2 separate regions of the Homo sapiens genome follow, and region 1 is linked to region 2. Evidence: chromatin loops called from intact Hi-C (ENCODE). Cell type or tissue: sigmoid colon. All regions are shown on one strand. Each heading gives the region's core, and the rest is flanking DNA. Links, peaks and the distances in the headings are about the cores only.

Region 1 (10,984 bases), core at 1,404-9,403, 53 kb after region 2:
CTGTGTTTGAATCTGTGAAGGAATTTGTAGGTAGAAACACTCTGAAATGAAAAGGTTCCTAGTCCTGGGCACCTAAGGCAGGGGAAGAGGAGAGGACCAGTGTTACCATTGGTTTTCGTTTGCATATGTTAATGTTTGCCCATTTTGACAGTCACATTGAATAGATGCTTGTTTATCAGGAATGTGAGTCAGGCATGTAATGCGAGGGCAGTCTGGTTGGGGCATTTTTTGTCCTCCATAAGATCTGGCCCTGTTTGGTATGTGGCAGGGAGACTCTCGCCTTTGAGATGAAGGTTGATTCTGTTAACAGGCCTTGATTCCATTAATATACCTAGGGCATCGTTAGCAACCACTCAGGATTCCAGCTTTACAATATTACATGATTTGATTTTCAGTGGTTAATATTTGTATTTTTTTAAATAAAACCAAATGAACCCCCACAAAAACATCTCACTCCACTTTTTGCTTTGCTCGGCATCTAAAAGAATTATGCTCCAGCCACTTTTCTGTCACACATCTGCTGCCTGTAAATGGCAGTGAGCAGCAGTGGATCTTTCATTCGTTACCGTGGCCTCCTGAAAGCATGGGTGTGCTGGGCCTTTCTGCCACCTGCTTTGTCGCTGCTGATTTTGACAGTGCTACGTAGTTGCTAATTTTGGTTTCAGGCTTTTGTTACCACCTCCCTCTTCTCCCTTCTCATTTTTAGCTAAGGAAGCTTTGGATAGATATTTTCTATGCATATTACTATTAAAGCTAAGACTGTCTAGAATTTCTAAACAACAACAACAACAACAAAAATCTAACTTAAAATTTACTTTTTGCAGTATTGCAAAATGAATCCTAAATTATTGGCTTAATCACCTGTGTTAAAGAAGTTTCAATGCAGAAACTAGACAAAACAACTAACAAAATCACCATGTCCTTTATTATTTATTCTTGAAATTAGCAATCTGTAGAACTGATCACATTTTGTCCGAGTAGACATGACTGGGCCAATTGTATAGCCCTGAAGGAACCATCATTTTGTGTTTACTAACGTTTTACTTATTGATTCTAAGATGCACAATTTTCTTCTCATTGGGACACTTCTGAAACTGAAATGTGACTTAGAATTGACAATATATCATGGTTTATTGGTAGCATTTTGTGTTACTTAGTGGAACATAAAATAATGGTGCATCATAAAATTAAGAGCTCTTATATTGGATACAATACAGTATTTGGTTGGCCATGTTCCATGTGAATATATATCATCAATTAGCATAAAATGGTATATTTGGGGGAAATACCTGACTTTATGTTAATAATAATTTAAAGAACAAACTAATCCCACAGCTGAAGTAAGTTAAATAGCTACAGGGATTTAGGAAATGGTCCTCTCCAGGCTGTCTGTTGTTCATCGCTGTGTGAGGATGTTTTCTGGTTAGTTGTCATGTGTGGGTTATGATGAGCCCAAAGGAGTGTTTTTTATCTTGAAGTCTTAAAAAATAGAAGTCTGTTGGTCAAGATCTGAAAGAGTAAAATTTAACCACAGCTACATTTTAAAATAAAGTTAAAAATTGGCCGGGTGTGATGGCTCATGCCTATAATCCCTGCACTTTGGGAGGCTGAGGCAGGAGGATCACTTGAGGTCAGGAGTTCGAGACCAGCCTGGCCAACATGGTGAAACCCTGTCTCTACTAAAAATGCAAAAATTAGCCAAGCATGATGGCTCATGCCTGTAATCCAGCTACTGAGGAGGCTGAGGCAGGAGAGTCACTTGAACCTGGGAGGCAGAGGTTGCAGTGAGCTGAGATCATACCTCTTCATTCCAGCCTGGGCAACAGAGTGAGACTCAGTATCTAAATAAGTAAATAAATTAAGTAAGTTAAAAATTTGGTAAGTTTCCTTGGTACCCTTTGAACTGACCAATGCTCAAAATGTAGACGGCGGAAAGTGTTTTCATTCAGGCAAATCATACCTGCATCCAAGGTATGGAAGTACTTTATACTGTAACAACAATGCCGAGTGAGAAGGTGATTGAATTTTCTTGTTTTGGGGACCATTAAACTGATGAGGAACATGTTGATGATTGCAGCATAAACACCTCTCAGTCTGTCTTCCTTCAGTTTGCTCAAGGAAGTACTTACATCGTGATTTGGAAATCAATATGTTTGGGAAATGTCAAAGCTGATGCCTTTAAAAATGCATTGAAACACTATGGGAATATCAAACTATGAAAAAGACAAGATTTTCCAATCAATATGTTTTCCACTTTGAAGAATACATATATTTTTTGCTGATTATAAAGTTAACAGATATGCATTGTCAAGCATTCAGGAGGTACAGAGAAATATATTACACGATTCTCATTGTGACAGCATTGCTGGCTTTTGATGAAAACCAATAGTGACCCGATGCATAGCCTTCCTATTTTTTTCTATGAATATTATTGCTTGTGGGAAGGTGCATGCATCGCACATGCACATCCACTCCTGCACATCATTATTACAAAAATGGACTGTGGGGCTTAGGGTGCCTTGCGCCCCAGTGTTTTTGAATGGTTGTTTTTAGGATGTTCTAGGTAGGCACCTGTGGCTTCTGGGAACAGGTGGGATTCCCAGAACAGGGTTTTAACCTAACATTGTGCTTGCCTCCATTTCCTCTCTTCTATTTGGTTACTTTCCTGAAGCCCAGTGACCAATAGTAAGGAAGTTTCAGCAGACAGTGGTCTGAGTCAGGCAGCCTTTCCCCTCTCTGTTTTCCAAGCAAACTTAGTTACATTGGTATTCTAGGTTAGGAAGCCGGGGAAGGTTGTGGATAATTTTCAGTCCCCATTGTCTTTTAGGCTCCCACTAGGTTCTCAATAATAAAGAAGAGCAAATTAAGGAAGACTCAGCCATGCGCTCCTCTCACATAAAGAGAAGGCTCTAGCTTCCTACAGGTTATACCTGGGGGGCAGACTGATTTCAGAGGGAAAAGATGAACAACTATTGCATCCAAAGACGTGTCGTTCTAGGGAAAAGTCCAGGTTAAGTTCAACGAGGGCCAGCCATCTCCCTTGGTACTCCAGGACATTTAAATACTTTTTTTTTTTTTTGCTTTAAAACAGTTGCTTTAACATATGCACTCATAGCTGAGTAGAGTCCAGCCAAAACGACATGTCTCAGAAGTCAAGATTATGTGGAGTTTGCATTAGAAGCCTTCTTAAGAACATAAAATCCTCCGTTTTCATGCTTCAGAAGTAGAGAAGTACAGGTTTTTGTCTTTGAATAGTGCCGGGTTCTCACCTCACTAATATATTTCTCTTGGTTTTCCAAATATCTTCTTGTCCACAGTAACAGTGTCCTTATTTTCCACTAGTAAATCTTACAGGGTCTCAGTAGTGACTCTCACTGAAATAAGGGCAGAAAACACCAGTGCCGTGGTGTGGAACTGGAGGGCTAGGGTGGAGGGCCAAGGAAGCTGGAGAAGCCAATCAGACGGGGAGTGGAGTGTGCTGCTGTGAGGCCACTCATGGGCTGGGTGTCCGTGGCTCTGGGCAGACCTCTCGTGACTGGTTCAGCAGAGCCCAGGGGACTGGGAATTGAACAGCTAAACACAGATGGTCAGGACTGAAGTGCACTTGAAACAAATAAAATAGAGCAAATAGGGTCCATTGGCCAACGCTCTGGGAAGGAAGGAAGAATAGGGAGATCATTTGACGCCGGCCTCACGCTAACAGGGAAGCCACCAGTAAATGAGGAATAAATTTTGATGGTTAAATTACCTTGCCTTGTCAGTTCTCTCCAGGACCTTCCTTGACAGCCAGGCATTTTCCTTCAGTTATTGGCATATTTGAGAGAAAGAAGGTTGTTTTTGTAAATTGTCTTCATTTTATTCTGACTTCCTGGAGTCTTCAAAGGCTCTCGTGGGGACCACTGGCTTTCTGGGCCCTGAGAGCGTCTGCAACTAGGAGGTGTTGTAACTGTGGAGCCACCAGCCACCAGCCTGGAATTTGGGTGACAGCAGCAACCAGGAAATGTTTTAGACCAATTCTGAGCCTCAGTCCTGTGCACCTTTGAGTCTGGTCCATCGTGGGTGATCCAAGCTATGATTATCCACTGAAGACTTAGGTTTTCCTTGTCCTTTTTGGTATCTATCTGAAGCACAGATGCTCACCACCTCCGCAGCTGTGAGCAGCCTGCCTCGCTGGGGACAAAGGAGATGGAGAAGCATCTCTTTGTAGGGGAGAGCTGGATAATTCCAGCCTGTTAGCTACTCACAGGAACATGCAGAATTATTGGCTCCAGGGAGTTTTGGAGAAAGAAGGTTTACGTTTTCAAACTTACAGATAACAGTTGACATCAATGCTTCTCTTTCCCAGAACAATCTGGAGTTTGCCAGAAAACTCTGTAAACAGGAGTCGTGCTGTGTGTGAACTGTAAACTCTTCTCTCCAGGCGTCGAGGGGACCTTTGCTTTACTTTGCAGCTGGGCTACATCAGACGTGTGCATTGGAAACATAAACTTCCTTAACTGGGAAAAGAATGCTTCTCTGTCTTCAAAATAGTTCTGCTATGTGACATTTTTGCCATCATGAATTTTACATCAGTGCTAGCTCTTTGTTTTACGTGTTTCATTTGGCAGGTCACAAAGGCTCTTGGCTACCACACATACGTGCATACACACACACACACACACACACACACACTCATAAAGGATTTTCTTTTCTGCTTTACCTTTAATTTTCAGTCTACTTGGCTTGTAATGAAAGGTAGAGCCTTATTTTTGAACTATATCCCAACAGAATCGAATTTCCATTTTGCCAAGAATTATAAAACCCTGAGGTTTTAAAATTCAGTTTCTTTTCTGGGGATTTAACATGGAAGGACTTGGAGGGCAAATGGCCCAGTGATTGGAAAGGGGAAAAACAATTCATTTCATTTAAAATTATTCAATAACCATTGCCAGCATTTGGGATTCTGAGTGCTGTTTATGAAGCCCTTTCATTGATATAATTTCATCTATCTCTCACAAGGCTGTAAGCAATTCCTATGTCCATATGGCAGTGAGGAAATGGAGATTTGAGCAGGTTAAGGGAGTTTTCACCTGGAAGCTCTTCTTTTTTTTCCTTCTGCCACAGTAGGGTCATCAGACTGTCAGCCCCAGCACTGGGAGCCGAGTAACACGCATGTTCTCATTAATATCCTTTTCTCATGTTTTTATTAAAGATATATGCAAGTTGCCGAAAGACGAAGGAACTTGCAGGGATTTCATATTAAAATGGTACTATGATCCAAACACCAAAAGCTGTGCAAGATTCTGGTATGGAGGTTGTGGTGGAAACGAAAACAAATTTGGATCACAGAAAGAATGTGAAAAGGTTTGCGCTCCTGGTAAGTGATTCTTCCTTGTGTTTATGGCTTCTGCAAATAAGAGATTCAGGTCAATAAGTCACCTTGAAAAATATTAGAAGTGCAATGATTATGATACATGTGAAAAAGAAGATAAAGTGTATCCTCAGATAAGGAAGACGTTCAAATACAACCCATGAAATGTCTTTTTGAATTCCTATTTTGGGTTTCTAAAAACATATTGTCCCTTGTCATTCTTCAGAAATGTTACTAAGTTGCTGTTATTTGTAAAATATTGCACCAAAAATGATTCCTGGGAAGATAATATAATGAACAACTACAGATAACGCCAAAGATAAACAACCCCCACAAATTTATCTTTTAAATAGTTTTGCTTCCTATAAATAACAATGTTGTCACTGGGGCCATCCAGTATCTCCATTATATTGTGCAGTTCAACTGGTAATAAAATAAACACTTTGAACAGAGCCTGGGGTCAGTGCCAGAATGGGGAGAGTTCAGTTCGTATAAAGGCCTGGTAGATGGTGCAGGGCAAAAGAATGGGATCAGATTTCCCAGACATCCCTGGGCCCCGGGGCCCCAGGCCAAGAACGTCACAGAGGGCCTTTGATGGTACTGAGTAGAAAAGTGGGACAGGTGATGGAAACCAGAGGCTGCGGGACTGTGTCATGATAATGACAGTGCCCTTTTGGGTCAGTAATGTGGCTTTTCCTCTCTTCTCTCGGCTCCTCACCTCACCCCACCCACCCCCTCTCTCGACGCTCAGTGCTCGCCAAACCCGGAGTCATCAGTGTGATGGGAACCTAAGCGTGGGTGGCCAACATCATATACCTCTTGAAGAAGAAGGAGTCAGCCATCGCCAACTTGTCTCTGTAGAAGCTCCGGGTGTAGATTCCCTTGCACTGTATCATTTCATGCTTTGATTTACACTCGAACTCGGGAGGGAACATCCTGCTGCATGACCTATCAGTATGGTGCTAATGTGTCTGTGGACCCTCGCTCTCTGTCTCCAGGCAGTTCTCTCGAATACTTTGAATGTTGTGTAACAGTTAGCCACTGCTGGTGTTTATGTGAACATTCCTATCAATCCAAATTCCCTCTGGAGTTTCATGTTATGCCTGTTGCAGGCAAATGTAAAGTCTAGAAAATAATGCAAATGTCACGGCTACTCTATATACTTTTGCTTGGTTCATTTTTTTTCCCTTTTAGTTAAGCATGACTTTAGATGGGAAGCCTGTGTATCGTGGAGAAACAAGAGACCAACTTTTTCATTCCCTGCCCCCAATTTCCCAGACTAGATTTCAAGCTAATTTTCTTTTTCTGAAGCCTCTAACAAATGATCTAGTTCAGAAGGAAGCAAAATCCCTTAATCTATGTGCACCGTTGGGACCAATGCCTTAATTAAAGAATTTAAAAAAGTTGTAATAGAGAATATTTTTGGCATTCCTCTAATGTTGTGTGTTTTTTTTTTGTGTGTGCTGGAGGGAGGGGATTTAATTTTAATTTTAAAATGTTTAGGAAATTTATACAAAGAAACTTTTTAATAAAGTATATTGAAAGTTTCCTGGGTGTGACGTTCTTGGCAGTCTTGTTTCCATAGCAGCGATTGTCAGAATCACCCCTAGGCTGGGGAAACTGGGTTTGGTTCTGGCCCCATGGAGCTGTGCAACAGCCTTTCGTTTCCAGTGGAGGAGGCAAAAGAGCTTTATCAGCCAGTGTGCAAAGAGACCGGCTGGAGACAAGCATCCCCCGCTTTGTGGATTCAGCCCCACATGCTCCAGTGCTCCATGGCCGAGCGGAAGGTGTTCCTGCTGTTGGGTCCCGGCAGTGTTTCTGATTTTCAGAGTCAGGCTGGCTTCTATCTTTTCCTCTGACTCTTGGTTGGCCCTCAGAGCCTCAGCCTCCTCCTGTCTTCCTCTCCACAGTGATCCTTTCCCAGGGGGTTGATTTGCTTCCTCTCACAATGGCTGAGAGATTCAGTGTTGCCCCACGACCCCCAACCCCTTTTCTGGAGTCTCAAAGCACAAGGTCTTTCATTTTTTTGTTTTTCTTAAAGACTGTTTTTTTCTCTCTTCAGAAATAATACAAGAAACCAACAAATACATATTCAGGTGGCACTTGAGTTCCACTTACAAAGGAAACAACTTATTGGATAAAATACATATGTCCTGACAAGTGCTGAGGGTAGAATTACAGGAATCTTGGGTGTCAGCAGAAATGTTTTATGTAAAATCGGGATGAATTTGCCAGTTGGTCTATTGGGAAAGGAGAGAGGAGTGTGGCCCTCTTCAGAAGCGCCACTTAGTCCCCACAAGGTCGCCATGACCTCCTCCCCAGTCCTCTTCTATCTCGGCAGCTACCATGGGGTGCTCAGGTCAGTGTGCTCTGAGCTGTGACCCTTGGTGACCAACCCTGGGATCTGCCAGGCACCCAACACCAGCCTCTTGCAGGAACTTGCGGAGCAGAGAGCTGTGGGCCCAGCTCCCATAGCGGTGGGCTGAGTGCTCCACTTCCCAAGGGATCCCTGCCCCCGCCACCCCCATTGACTTGATCTGCTATGGACCTAAAATGAGCATCACAATCTGGTTTTACTTTTTGGGTTCCTCCGGAAGCAGCCCTTAGGACTAAGGATATGGGTGTGAGTAGTTTATTTGGGAGGTGAAGGAAGTCACTGAGTGGCTGAGAAGTGGGGAGTGAGACAAGCAAAGGGAGAGCACTGTTAAGAGGTGTATAGTCAGCGTCCACTGTGGGTGCCCAGAGCCCAATCCCTCGGGGAAACCCTGGGAGGTGCACCTGTGGCACTGCACCTCGTAGGCCAGCAGAGGGCTGAAGGAGTTTGGGTAGTCATACACCTGTTTCCACGGGTCACTGAGGCATTCATGCTCTGGTCCTCTTGGCTTGCAGGCACACTGGCAAAGGGGCCTTCTGTAGTGTAAGAAAATGTTCTTGGCAAAGACCTGCAGATACTCCCATGTGGAACTTGGGGGAGTAGTCAGGCCCAAGGTACAGGAGTAGGACACCAATATTTGTAACATACCTAGATGGTCTGCTCAAGGTGTGTTACAATAGACTGGGGCAGGGCCCATCACTAGGAGACTCACTTCCAAGGGCTCCAGAACCCTCTCTCCCTTTCCACCTCCTGTTGCCAGCATGCCCATCCCTGCCATTCTTGGTTCACTCTATCTATGCATTGCTTCTCTGTGTGTGTCCCTTGGCTGCTCAAGGTTGCTGGGACAATCACACCCACCATCTCACCTGACTCAGGAGAAGCAGGAAGTGATGTAAGTCCAGGTGAGTGGCTGGTTAAGCTGTGTGTGCTGCTAACTTAGGGTAAGGCAAGGTGCTCAGGTGGTGGATGGGCAGTTTCTCCCATTTATTCCCACAGAGCAAATAAAACAAAATCCTTTGTTACATTGTCTGTCCTAACTTAGGGTTCAGCAAAACATGATCTGAGCTGCAGGATTCCTGACCCCTTGACAGCTCGTGGATTTCTCTTCCCAAGACATTCTTCTGCCAGACTATGCCAAGGACTCTGTGTCCTTTCTTGAACCCTGACATGTCCCTGACCCTCATATCCACTCAGCTCTCTCTGGGGAAGCCTCCAGCCTGGCCCGTGGAAGGTGGCCTGCCAATAAAGAAAACCTGTTTTGGATTTTGTGACTAAGAAATAAACTTCTATTGAAGTAAGAGACTGAGGTCTTGGGCTGTTCTAGCAGCTGGTGTGACCGTAACGAACACAGCGCACCTTTATCCAGAAGCCTTTGTGGGTCAGGTGCTGTACTAGGTGTTTCACACACATCTTAGGTGGTGCCGTTCAGTAGCGGTCATTGTTCCAGTTTTAAAGATGATGAAACAGAGGGTCAGAGTGGTCCTTTTCACCCAGCTATGTTCTAATGGAGGATCTGGGCAAGTTATGGTGACCCAGAAGCCCTCTCAGAGTTCCAAGGTTGGCTCCTGTGGGACGCTCACTGCCATTCTCTAGATGTTTCTGGCTCTTTCTCTGGAAGTCAGATCTAAGCCATGTGTCTTTTCCCAGAACAAAGCATGCCCTCCACATGACCCTCCCCAAGACCTTCCGTCACTCTTTCTCAGACAGCAAGTCTCTATCCTTCTCCTTCCTTTCATTGTAGTCTTTTCCATCTCTTCTCATTATCCTGAGCTGCTCTGGCTTAGGAAAGAACTTGGAGAAGCTGGGGGCTCTGGCACGCATTGAGGGCTTGCGCAGAAGGTGGCCTGGGCTGAGTATGGCCTGCCTGGGCTCCAAGGCCGAGTCACGAGGACGTCTATTTGTGCTCAACTGTGAGCACATCTCAATCCTTTCAACAGCAGCTTTGCTGGATTTTTAAATACAAGTGCTTTATACTTTCATTCCCTCAACGATTTTCTGCATAATTAAAAAGAAATCACAGCACTTATGAATGGGTGCCAGGCTTTTTGTAGAAAGCCAATGTTTTGAACCCTCAAGAACCATTTTAAATTTCTTTCCCCATGGTGGTTCATTTTTAGGAGATGGTTCGTATTTTCCTGCCAAATTTCCATTGTTGTCAGATTTCCAGCTGGACCTAGCTGCTCTTCATGAGCCAGGCTCTCAGGGTTCCACCTATCTGGGTGTGGCTTCCGGAGAAGTTGGGGACTGCTGACACTGCCAGGCCAGGGGGCCCAGTCCAGAGGCTGCCCTCTGCCATACCCCTCCTCGGTTTAGTTTGGGTCTGAGCTTTGCCGCTGCCTGTGCCTCCCCTTCCCTGGGAGATGAATACTGATGGTGAGCTGCTGTAAGAGCCATGGGATTCCTGGGGTCTTCCTGCTTTCTTGGAATCATGCTCTCCAGCTTTGGGCCACCCCTCAGCATTCCTGAGATCCCATGCAGAGCCAGTTCAGAAATCCTTTTCCGTGGTATTCCCTAGTCTTCCACCCAACTTTATGGTGGGTATAAATCTGCTAAAGACCAAAACACCAAAGAAGTAGTATTTTGGAATCTAGTAGTCAAAGCTTGAAGGCATTTGGTCATGAGTGATGGGAAAAGGCCAGTGATTCAAGGGCCTCTGTGCATGATGGTGACACCACCCAAGTATCGCTCAACCTGGAAAACTGATATTGTTTTCCTGCCTATGTCAGATGTCTCTGTGAAAACCATGCTGCTGTTGCAAAAAGTCATCTAAGAGAAGGCATTTGGGCATCTGCAAAGGGAGCTAGCTATGCATGTTTGATTTCAAGAGACTAGTAAATTCCCAGCATTTACATGAATTTTATAAGAGATGTTAGAAACAGAAATAGCACAATAAAAAGAAATTGTCAGAACTTGTATATCTGGGAAAGAATATTTGTTTTGAAAGACCCCATTTAAAACAGTTACATTTGATAGGAGTTGTAGTTGAAGAAGCTGACTGGTCATTCATAAACCAGTCTTATGTTGAGTTCCCCGAAAGCAGATCCTGACCAAGTTTTGGCTGCAGTCATTTGTTTCGGAAGGTGTGTGGGAAGCACAAATGAGGCCACTGAGAAGCAAGACAAAGAAGTTGGCAAGTCAAGGGATGGTGCATTAACTAAAAGCATGTTACCCTTGAGAGCAACTGGGGCTCAGTCTCCCTGGAAACCCACTGAGAAAGTGGGGAGAATGCTACGAGGAACAGAAAGCTGGACGTTTATGGA
Region 2 (10,984 bases), core at 2,014-10,013:
AATGCGTATGCATCCCTGACGTGGCTCACAGAAGAGTCAGCTGTGAGAATCCCAAGGTTTTTATCACTGGGTCAGAGGAGATTCATGGTGCAGCCCCCAGAGAAATGAAATGATTCTGCAAAGCCTAGGTGAATTGCGTCAGAGTCATGAAGCAAACATAGGAATTCAGTTATTCTTCCAGTTACTCAATATTTTTCAGTGTTTACTATATTTGGCTAAGCATGGTTCTAGGCATATCATCTGTCATGAGCTCCCATGACTTGAATAAAAATCAAACGTAAATGACCTCTTACCTAATCAAAGGGGACTCTGGGACAGAGCCTCTGGGAACCAGAGGTGCATTTCAGGGTTCCCAGAGCTGAATCCTTGTTGGGTGCAAGGAGACTAGGCCACTTGTTTCATTAGATCTAGAAGGTATTCCTTCCCGCTGGCTCATCGGGAGAACTTTTAGTGATGCAGTGGTAGGGGGAGGGAAAACGTGGGAGGGTAGGGGATGATATTTATCTTCTCCCACCCCAAGAGTTGTGCCATTGCTGGTACTTATAAAGAAGAATATAACAATCTGGGCCACTTGGTATAGGAGCAAGTAGCTTCTCAGGTCATTGTTATATGAGTATTTGTCTATTTTTCTGTCATGTGTGATATACATAGTAAATACATGAGTGGTAGATTCATGGTATAGCATATATGGAATTTATATGTGTCTATATACGTGTATGTGTGTATCTATATACATATATATTCTCTCTAATGGTACAAAGGTATAAGTCTTCTAGAGATCTACACATTAGTTTTATCTGCAAAGATATTTTAAATCAAAATGAAGGGGTAGCCCAGAGAGACAGCATGTTCTAAATTAAATGAAGGAAGGAAAGCCCAGAATGGATGTTCATAACAATGACCATGAAATATTGAGAAAAGGTTCAATGATGTTCTGCACACATTGTTACACCAGTAGGCAACTGTGTTATTGTATTAAGGACGTTGGTGCATAACATGTTACCCTTCTCTTAGAACATAGACCTTGTCTTGATGCTACAGGTGAGCACCCAGATGAGGCACTGCTGTCTTCATTTGGCATGTATCAGCGATTCTCACCCCAGGCATCACGCTCCCAGCTTCTGGTCCAAACAACTAGAAATGAACTGCATTTCAAAAATGTGTTCTAGGCTGGATGTGGTGGCTCACCCTTGTAATCCCAGCACTGTGGGAGGCTGAGGCAGGTGGATCACTCAAGGTCAGGAGTTTGAGACCAGCCTGACCAGCATGGTGAAACCCCATCTCTACCAAACAAAACAAAACAAAACAAAAATTAGCCGGGCGTGGTCGTGCATACCTGTAATCCCAACTACTCAGGAGGCTGAGGTGGGAGAATCGCTTGAACCCAGGAAGCGGAGGTTGCAGTGAGCTGAGATCATGCCACTGCACTCCAGCCTGGGTGATAGAGTGAGATTCTGTCCTAAAATAAAAATAAAAATAAAAATATGTTCTAGAAGGTAGCTCTGATTCTTAGAAAGTTCTTCCTTACCTTCATCCCAAACTTTGTTTCCTTTGTCTGCTTTTACAAAATCAACTTGCCATGCAATCTATCTGATGGAATACAGTAACAGAGGACTCTTTTGCAAAACAGTCCATCTCAGGTTTAATCATTTATGTTCCTCTACTTCTTGGAATCTCTGTCAGGTTTTTGGGTTAGGTGTTGTGGTCTTAACAGAGTTCATGGTTCTTGCAATATGGGCAGGGTGCCTGCACATGGATACAGCAGTTCACAGTCACTGTGAGACAGTTATCTTATTGAGATGTTTTTGCTTTATGGTTTGCCTTTAAGTTATCACTGTCATATTACTTAGGATCTTTAAAAACAGGTTTTTTGTTTTTTTTTTGGAGATGAAATCTCACTCTATCACCCAGGCTGGAGTGCAGTGGTGCAATCCCGGCTTACTGGAACCTCCTCCTTCCAGGTTCAAGTGATTCTCATGCCTCATCCTCCTGAGTAGCTGGGATTACAGGTGTCTGCCCCCACGCTCGGCTAATTTTTGTATTTTTAGTAGTGATGGGGTTTCCCCTTGTTGGCCAGGCTGGTCTTGAGCTCCTGAACTCAGATGATCCACCTGCCTCAGCCTCCCAAAGTGCTGGGATTACAGGCGTGAGCCACTGTGCCTGGCCAAAACGCAGGTCTCTTAAGTGAAAAATGTTTGCGGCACTTGCTGGCTTTGATGCTGATTTCCTTTTTATACGTTTTATGTTAAGTAATTCTTTCGTCTGTCAAATGAAGACAGGGAATATAGAACTGAAGAGAACAGGGATGTGCAGGCTCTTTCAGCTTTTGCACTTGACAATGAGCATTTTGAAATGAAGACTGTGAGGCAAAGGGTTCTCTGAGCAGACATCAGTGGTTTCTTTAATTATTCAAGCAATGACTTCACTCTGGCCAAGTTGTGTATTTACGGCAGAAGAGAACTTATTGAATTTTCAGTGACAGCATACAAAACAGGTGGCTACTAAAACTAAATTTGTTTTTGTGCAACTATTTTGTAAAAAGTACTGACTGGGCAGGGTGGAAGGTGAGCCAGCTTTCCTCCAGCAGGTGGGGAGGCAACCATAACTTATGTGTTCATTAGGACAAATTCCCTTTGGGGTGGCCCTGTGGTCACGTTGGCCACAGTAAATGAGGGTGTCCTTTAAATGGAGTTAGCTTTGTTGAAAGTCATTGTTGATTGTGCTTGGTAAGGCCATTCTAATTGCCTTATAATGTTGCCACCTACAGTCATTGAAGTCAACAAGAGAGACATAGTCTTCCTGGTGGATGGCTCATCTGCACTGGGACTGGCCAACTTCAATGCCATCCGAGACTTCATTGCTAAAGTCATCCAGAGGCTGGAAATCGGACAGGATCTTATCCAGGTGGCAGTGGCCCAGTATGCAGACACTGTGAGGCCTGAATTTTATTTCAATACCCATCCAACAAAAAGGGAAGTCATAACCGCTGTGCGGAAAATGAAGCCCCTGGACGGCTCGGCCCTGTACACGGGCTCTGCTCTAGACTTTGTTCGTAACAACCTATTCACGAGTTCAGCCGGCTACCGGGCTGCCGAGGGGATTCCTAAGCTTTTGGTGCTGATCACAGGTGGTAAGTCCCTAGATGAAATCAGCCAGCCTGCCCAGGAGCTGAAGAGAAGCAGCATAATGGCCTTTGCCATTGGGAACAAGGGTGCCGATCAGGCTGAGCTGGAAGAGATCGCTTTCGACTCCTCCCTGGTGTTCATCCCAGCTGAGTTCCGAGCCGCCCCATTGCAAGGCATGCTGCCTGGCTTGCTGGCACCTCTCAGGACCCTCTCTGGAACCCCTGAAGGTATGGTGGTGATGGCTTCAGACACACAATGGGGTGGTCTCCAGGCAGGGCCTTTAAGAACAAAACAAAATGAAGTGTGTTTGTGTTTAGCTAAGAGACAACAAATGATGAAAACAGCAGCAACGAACATGATTTATTCCAGGTTTCCTTTTGCACTGGGTTCAGGATTGTATGGTTTACAATGTCATGCAATGAAATTTCATATAAGAACCATATGATTTAAACCACAGGACCATGGGCCACCACCTGTCTTTGAAGCTTCTGGCCGAGGAGGTCACATCTCAGTTCTTATCGCTTGTCAGATCCCTGTGTTCTTCTGTTTCTACTGGTGATTTCTGTCCAGTCTCCTCCTCATCACCAGGATGTAGCTTTCCTTTCCTGAGTTGTCCATCTACTTCTAAACAGCCCCAGTCTGAGCTGTTTAGGGCACAGTGTCCTCAGCTTTTAATCCCTCTCTTCTCTCTCGTTAAGGGATTACCCTCAATGGGAAAGCATATTGAATGGCTAAGTGTGGAGTTCAAACCTAGTGGTTCTTCAAATCCCTCATTTAATATGATTGCCAGTGGAGAGTTATTTTTAAAGACATTATACAGATCTATGAGCTAATGAGTTGAAGAAATACAATTCACTGCCCTTAATGAAGAGAAGATGAGCATCACAGAATGATGCTTTCCCACCTTGCAGACTCGATCACTAGAGGATTGCCTGATGCAGGCATGACCCATGCTGCCTGGATGCATGCTTTCTCTTCACACTCCCTGGTCTTCTATATCCATCTCTTTCTCTCTCTTTTAAAATTTTTCTTAAAACTTTTAATCCACACTTTCATAGCCAAAGTTCAACTTAGGATACAATTAGTTGTGAGGTCTAAATTACAGTAGGGCATCAGGGAAGAAATAAAAAATAAAATTTTAAAGGCACATGGTAAATGTGTTGGGTCAAATACACTATTTTGAGAATTATACTTTTTATTCTTGATGTGTATAAGTTTGGCCAAGCCTAGCAACTAGTCTCCTTCTATTTTGCTGTGTATTTACGGTCCCATCATCTCACTTTGGGGGAATTCCCCTGTTGGATGATTGCCTAGCAAGACTGTGACTTCCTAATAGGAGAAGAGTCCCAGTGGAGAATGACAAACGGGGAAGTCTGAAGAAGACTTCAATATGAGACCAGCCTACTTTTGCTATTTTTTTTAGCCTTAAGGAACTCGTTTTCTCAGGTTAGTGAGGGCTAACTGCTTCTGAGCTATGGATGGAAGACCCTCTGTTTGTGGGTAGAGGTGAGCCCCAGAGGATCCAGCCAGGCAAACTTAAACCTGGCTGGGATGAGTGATATGGACTGATGCAGCACCTTCATAGTATTCATTTTTAGGGAAGGAGTGTTTGGTTTCAAGGATTCTGATCACTTTTGTTGTCTGTAAACATTCTAACTTTGATGTTGTAGCTCTCTTTGAGCCAACTTGGTTTTGTAAACTCGGCTACCAATATGTCTCACAAACACCAGCCACCACCAGAGGAAAATATGCAGCCATCTGCCATATTTTACAAGATGGACATGCTTTGCCATGCTGACTTTCTCTGTGTTCTAAATGTTGGCATGTGTGCACGTGTTGTAGGCACACATGATAAAACTCTCCGTGGTTGTGTATGTCTCACTTTTTTTTCTGTGCTTCACTGCAGTTCACTCAAACAAAAGGGATATCATCTTTCTTTTGGATGGATCAGCCAACGTTGGAAAAACCAATTTCCCTTATGTGCGCGACTTTGTAATGAACCTAGTTAACAGCCTTGATATTGGAAATGACAATATTCGTGTTGGTTTAGTGCAATTTAGTGACACTCCTGTAACGGAGTTCTCTTTAAACACATACCAGACCAAGTCAGATATCCTTGGTCATCTGAGGCAGCTGCAGCTCCAGGGAGGTTCGGGCCTGAACACAGGCTCAGCCCTAAGCTATGTCTATGCCAACCACTTCACGGAAGCTGGCGGCAGCAGGATCCGTGAACACGTGCCGCAGCTCCTGCTTCTGCTCACAGCTGGGCAGTCTGAGGACTCCTATTTGCAAGCTGCCAACGCCTTGACACGCGCGGGCATCCTGACTTTTTGTGTGGGAGCTAGCCAGGCGAATAAGGCAGAGCTTGAGCAGATTGCTTTTAACCCAAGCCTGGTGTATCTCATGGATGATTTCAGCTCCCTGCCAGCTTTGCCTCAGCAGCTGATTCAGCCCCTAACCACATATGTTAGTGGAGGTGTGGAGGAAGTACCACTCGCTCAGCCAGGTAAACCTCCCCTGTTGCCGGGAACTCCCTCTCCTTCCTCAGACACCACCCTGGAGGGTAGTTTGCCAGTCTGAACTCAAGAGCACTGTGGACTGTACAAAGACAATTGGCTCCCTTCCATTGAAATAGTTTGAATGGGGACTTGAGACACTGTACCAGCAAGGCTGGACTCTGTCTAAAGGGTGTTCACGAAGGAAAGTCTAGAACATCCAGCTTATGTTCTGTCCATTTTGCCTCACCCTTTATTCAGAAGGATTTTTTTTCCTCTAATGACTGTGAGGATTCTGGAGTTCGAATCCAGATTTGGGGATCATGGGGTGGAGGGAGACAGAGAGAGATTTTTCTTACATGAATATGCCTTGGGATTATTTAAACGTTGAAATTGTATTTTTACATGATTTTTAAATGTTCAACATCTGCTGTATCTAGAAAATTATTTGTTATAAAACAAACAAAGGGTGCATCTTCATGCAATGGTAAAATGGTTTCTAGGGGAAGGCTAACTTATTATTATTATTGCAAATTATTATGGTGGTAAGATATGGTTGTATCAGATCTACCAGTCTGCTAACATCACACAGATGAATGGCAAGACTAAACCAATTGAAACCTAATCAAAATAGTTCTAAGAACTGTTTTAACTGAGAATGTTATTTACATTACACATTGCGGTGCCATAGGGCCTGTCATCTGTGTTTCCTATTGTCTCATTACAACAGATTGGGAAGCATTGACAAGGAGCCTGACCCACACAGCAGTAATGGGCACTATTGTGGGTCTTGGCCCGTAACCTCAAATTTAATGATTTGATCATTCAATTACAGCAGATTCATGGCAACCCAGTTATCTTTGAGTGGTTGACCCATATCAGCCCCCCCTTTTTTTTTCTAGAGATTGAGATCAATTTTTTTAAGCAAAGGTATATTAAGGGCCATGTTTTCAATACTTTTATTTGTAACAGTTTGAAACTGCTGTCTGTTTTCCTGGAGCGATTGCCACCTGATGTAAGAACACAACCCAGTGGGGCTTTTCCCTGGCTTGCTTTATTGAAGAAGCATGATGCTAGATGGGATAGGCTGTTCTAGTTACTAGCTTTGCAAATATGCACTGATTTGAAATAGGACATTTTCAAGACAAGTGGTATGAATTTGGGTTTTCTCTTCTCTTGCTGGCACAGTGGTCATCAGATGAGTTTCACCAACTCCTGTTGTCAAATGGTGCTGGGCTGAAGTCGCTTTGGTTCCTGTTATGCTCTCGTCCCTCATTGTATCCTAATCTACCTTCATTGCAGAGAGCAAGCGAGACATTCTGTTCCTCTTTGACGGCTCAGCCAATCTTGTGGGCCAGTTCCCTGTTGTCCGTGACTTTCTCTACAAGATTATCGATGAGCTCAATGTGAAGCCAGAGGGGACCCGAATTGCGGTGGCTCAGTACAGCGATGATGTCAAGGTGGAGTCCCGTTTTGATGAGCACCAGAGTAAGCCTGAGATCCTGAATCTTGTGAAGAGAATGAAGATCAAGACGGGCAAAGCCCTCAACCTGGGCTACGCGCTGGACTATGCACAGAGGTACATTTTTGTGAAGTCTGCTGGCAGCCGGATCGAGGATGGAGTGCTTCAGTTCCTGGTGCTGCTGGTCGCAGGAAGGTCATCTGACCGTGTGGATGGGCCAGCAAGTAACCTGAAGCAGAGTGGGGTTGTGCCTTTCATCTTCCAAGCCAAGAACGCAGACCCTGCTGAGTTAGAGCAGATCGTGCTGTCTCCAGCGTTTATCCTGGCTGCAGAGTCGCTTCCCAAGATTGGAGATCTTCATCCACAGATAGTGAATCTCTTAAAATCAGTGCACAACGGAGCACCAGCACCAGGTATGGTAGAGAAATGCTAGTTGCTCTGCCACTCAGTTCTCTAATGCATGAGTTGAGGGTAGGCTGCTGGCCACTGGTCCTTAGATAGAAGCCCTCCTTGAGTTTACAGGAAAGGTGGAAAATTAATCACCTGCTGGTTTCAGCAGGAACAATAGAATATGAGATGTCCCTCCTTACTTTGATTCTCTAGCTGCTCTCTCAGGAGAATGAGGGTGAGTATTTTTAAGGGCATTAGATTATTTCATAGTAAGACATGTTATAAAGATTTAGATATCAGTGGTTAAAATCCTTTTTTAAAAACAGTTTTTATGGTATGCATAATAAAAGCCATATCATATGGTTACATTGTACCTAAAACAGCCTTCATCTTCATATTCACCCAATGCCTTTATATTGTTATAATTCCTTCATTACATTCATTAAAAATTAAAGGAGTAGAAGAGGTAGATAACTTTCCACCATAAACTCTGCATTAAAATCCCCCAACTGCTAATTGACACTGCCATGACTTTTCATTTAACCCCTTTAATTTAGTGATAAAAATGCAGTGAAGAGAGTAATTTCCCCTGTATGCCTTTTGATGAAAAATGAAGACTCCAGAGCCTCTCCTTTGATTACTGGGCCCATTGGCCGTTGGCTTGGGATGGTAACTCCGACATCTGGGTTCCGTTTCCTCCCATTAACCCACTTGTGACTTGCAGCAACTCAATTGAAACCTCCCATCGATAAAATGCTAGTGGTTGTGCAGGTGCTGCCATCTCATGTCTCTCCTCCCATCCCAAGTTTTTTCTTGAATACATCTTTGAAAGCTAACAATACTCTTCAAGCATTGAAAAGTTCCAAAATAAAAGGGGTCCCTATATTGGTGTATTAGTTTCCCATTGCTGTTATAACAAAGTAACACAAATTTAGTGGCCAAAAACAAAACAGGCCGGGTGCGGTGGCTCACACCTGTAATCCCAGCACTCTGGGAGGCCAAGGCGGGCCCATTGCCTGAGGTCAGGAGTTGGAGACCAGCCTGACCAACATGGTGAAACCCTGTCTCTACCAAAAATACAAAAATTAGCTGGGTGTGGTGGCGGGTGCCTGTAATCCCAGCTACTCTGGAGGCTGAGGCAGAAGAATCACTTGAACCCGGGAGGCGGAGGTTGCAGTGAGCTGAGATTGCGCCACTGCACTCTAGCCTGGGCGACAAGAGCGAAATTCTGTCCACCCCCCGACCCCTCCACTGCAAAACAAAAACAAAAACAAAAACAAAAATCCTTATTATCTGACAGTTTTGAAGGCTGGAAATTGGAAACCAGTGTTGCTAAGCTAAAATCAAGGTGTCAACAGGCTGTGTTCTTTCTGCAGGTTCTAAGGGATTCTTCATCTGCTCACCTTTTCCAGCCTCCAGGGGCTGCCTGCATTCCTTGCCTCCTGGCCCCATCCTCCATCCTCATTGCCAGCAGCTTGGCACTTTCTCTCCTCTCTGACTTCTGTTTCCATCCTTACATCTTCTCTCTAACTCTGACCCTCTTACCCCCTCTTATAAGGACACTTGTGATTGATTACATTGGGCCCACCTGGCTAATTCCAGGGTAATCCCCCCATCCCCAAATCCTTACCTGAATCACATCTGCAAAGTCCTTTTCTCAAGTTCGGGGATTTGGACTTGGACATCCCTGTGATGCTCTTATGCAGCCCACCTCGTTGATATGAAATTGCTGCTCTGATGTCCTGTGTGAGTTACCAGGCTGTCCTCCTCCCAGTTTCAGGTGAAAAGGACGTGGTGTTTCTGCTTGATGGCTCTGAGGGCGTCAGGAGCGGCTTCCCTCTGTTGAAAGAGTTTGTCCAGAGAGTGGTGGAAAGCCTGGATGTGGGCCAGGACCGGGTCCGCGTGGCCGTGGTGCAGTACAGCGACCGGACCAGGCCCGAGTTCTACCTGAATTCATACATGAACAAGCAGGACGTCGTCAACGCTGTCCGCCAGCTGACCCTGCTGGGAGGGCCGACCCCCAACACCGGGGCCGCCCTGGAGTTTGTCCTGAGGAACATCCTGGTCAGCTCTGCGGGAAGCAGGATAACAGAAGGTGTGCCCCAGCTGCTGATCGTCCTCACGGCCGACAGGTCTGGGGATGATGTGCGGAACCCCTCCGTGGTCGTGAAGAGGGGTGGGGCTGTGCCCATTGGCATTGGCATCGGGAACGCTGACATCACAGAGATGCAGACCATCTCCTTCATCCCGGACTTTGCCGTGGCCATTCCCACCTTTCGCCAGCTGGGGACCGTCCAACAGGTCATCTCTGAGAGGGTGACCCAGCTCACCCGCGAGGAGCTGAGCAGGCTGCAGCCGGTGTTGCAGCCTCTACCGAGCCCAGGTACGCAGGGAACTCTTTGCATCCTCACTCAGTGTCATTGTCTGGGGCTACTTGTCTGGACTGTGGGCCACAAGGTGTTCTCAATTTTGCTTTTCCTGCCATGTGAAGTGAAAACTAAAATTACAGGAAAATTTAGGAACCCACATGCCCTTTTTGGCCTCGATGGGCAGAAATGGCAGAGGTTCAAGGGGGGAGATGCTAAGATTCATGTTTTGGGGCAAATTAAATTCTCCAAAAGGGACATATGTGCAGCTTGGAATTCAGGACTCCTTAACTTTGCATGAAAGCTTCTGTCTAGATATCCAAAGGGAGGGGCCGTCTAACTGATAACGCCTGTTGCGTATCAGTCCTGCGACCCCTGGTAGGTTTGGTCAGCAGCCTTCTGTGAGGCAGGAAGGAGTCTGACCAGGGACACTCTGCAAGCTGGGACATAGACTCTGAAATATTGGTATCTCCAGAGCCAAGGTGTGAAGATAATTTTGACTTTGCTTGGTGCTGAGAAGTGTCTTAACTGGCAGGAAGGCCACCTGGCTCTTATGACCATAGTTTATTCTATTTTCTTTTTCCTGTTCCCTCTTTCTAGGCCTGGTACAATAAACTAAAAAATGGTGGGAGCCCTGGTGCTGAGAAGGAAGGAGGAAAGATATATCTACCTCTCAATAAATGTCCTCCAAGGGCCACTCTCCCGGGTCACTCGGGTGGGGGGGGTTCACAGTGGCGAAGGAGGCAGATGCGGCCTTGCTCCCTCATATGCACTCACTTGCCTGCTCTTCCAAGAGGAGAGAAAAGAAGGAAAGTTGGGGAGGAGCGGAGGAAGGAGTAAAAGCAAGTGAAAGGAAATCACTGCAGGATACAGTGGGTGATGAGGGAGGTGAGGATGATTATTTGGGTGCAACTGAGAGGGGCTTGGTTTCTCCTCGCTGGTGCCTGGGGAAGAGAGCAGTGTGGCCCACCAGGTTTCTGTGGGATGTTCCTGAGCATTTATGATCAGGTAAATTTGGGCAACAGTGGGATAAACAAAGTGAAAGAGGCTTTCTTTCTTCCTAACTAAGGCGCTTTGTGTGTCTCCAACACAAGAAAGGAAATGCAACATTTCCAAAATGTATCTGCCTGCAGGAGGCCTCTGTGA

The links. A loop is a pair of places that touch in the nucleus more often than their neighbours do. Peaks named below come from ENCODE experiments on the same cell type or tissue, not always from the same donor. Only the 100,000 strongest peaks of a DNase experiment are listed, where the experiment ranks them.
Region 1: a loop joins it to region 2, with 4 times the contacts of the local background. A loop is called at or near these places in 2 of 110 quality-filtered maps.

What each region holds. Positions count from the first base shown.
Region 1 is chr2:237,319,932-237,330,915 of GRCh38, reverse strand. COL6A3 (collagen type VI alpha 3 chain) reads left to right here. Exons shown (of 44, transcript NM_004369.4): 43 at 5,192-5,356; 44 at 6,102-6,898. The coding sequence ends at 6,142. Among named protein-coding and RNA genes, the nearest start is that of COL6A3, 89 kb to the left of the region's middle. RefSeq lists an enhancer at 5,209-6,408. In sigmoid colon, for the core only: no CTCF peak of the experiment used is centred there; DNase peaks (open chromatin) are centred at 3,924, 4,135, 5,895 and 9,008; H3K27ac peaks cover 5,090 bases.
Region 2 is chr2:237,373,283-237,384,266 of GRCh38, reverse strand. COL6A3 (collagen type VI alpha 3 chain) reads left to right here. Exons shown (of 44, transcript NM_004369.4): 5 at 2,768-3,352; 6 at 5,032-5,631; 7 at 6,923-7,495; 8 at 9,247-9,855. Among named protein-coding and RNA genes, the nearest start is that of COL6A3, 35 kb to the left of the region's middle. In sigmoid colon, for the core only: no CTCF peak of the experiment used is centred there; DNase peaks (open chromatin) are centred at 5,386 and 9,406.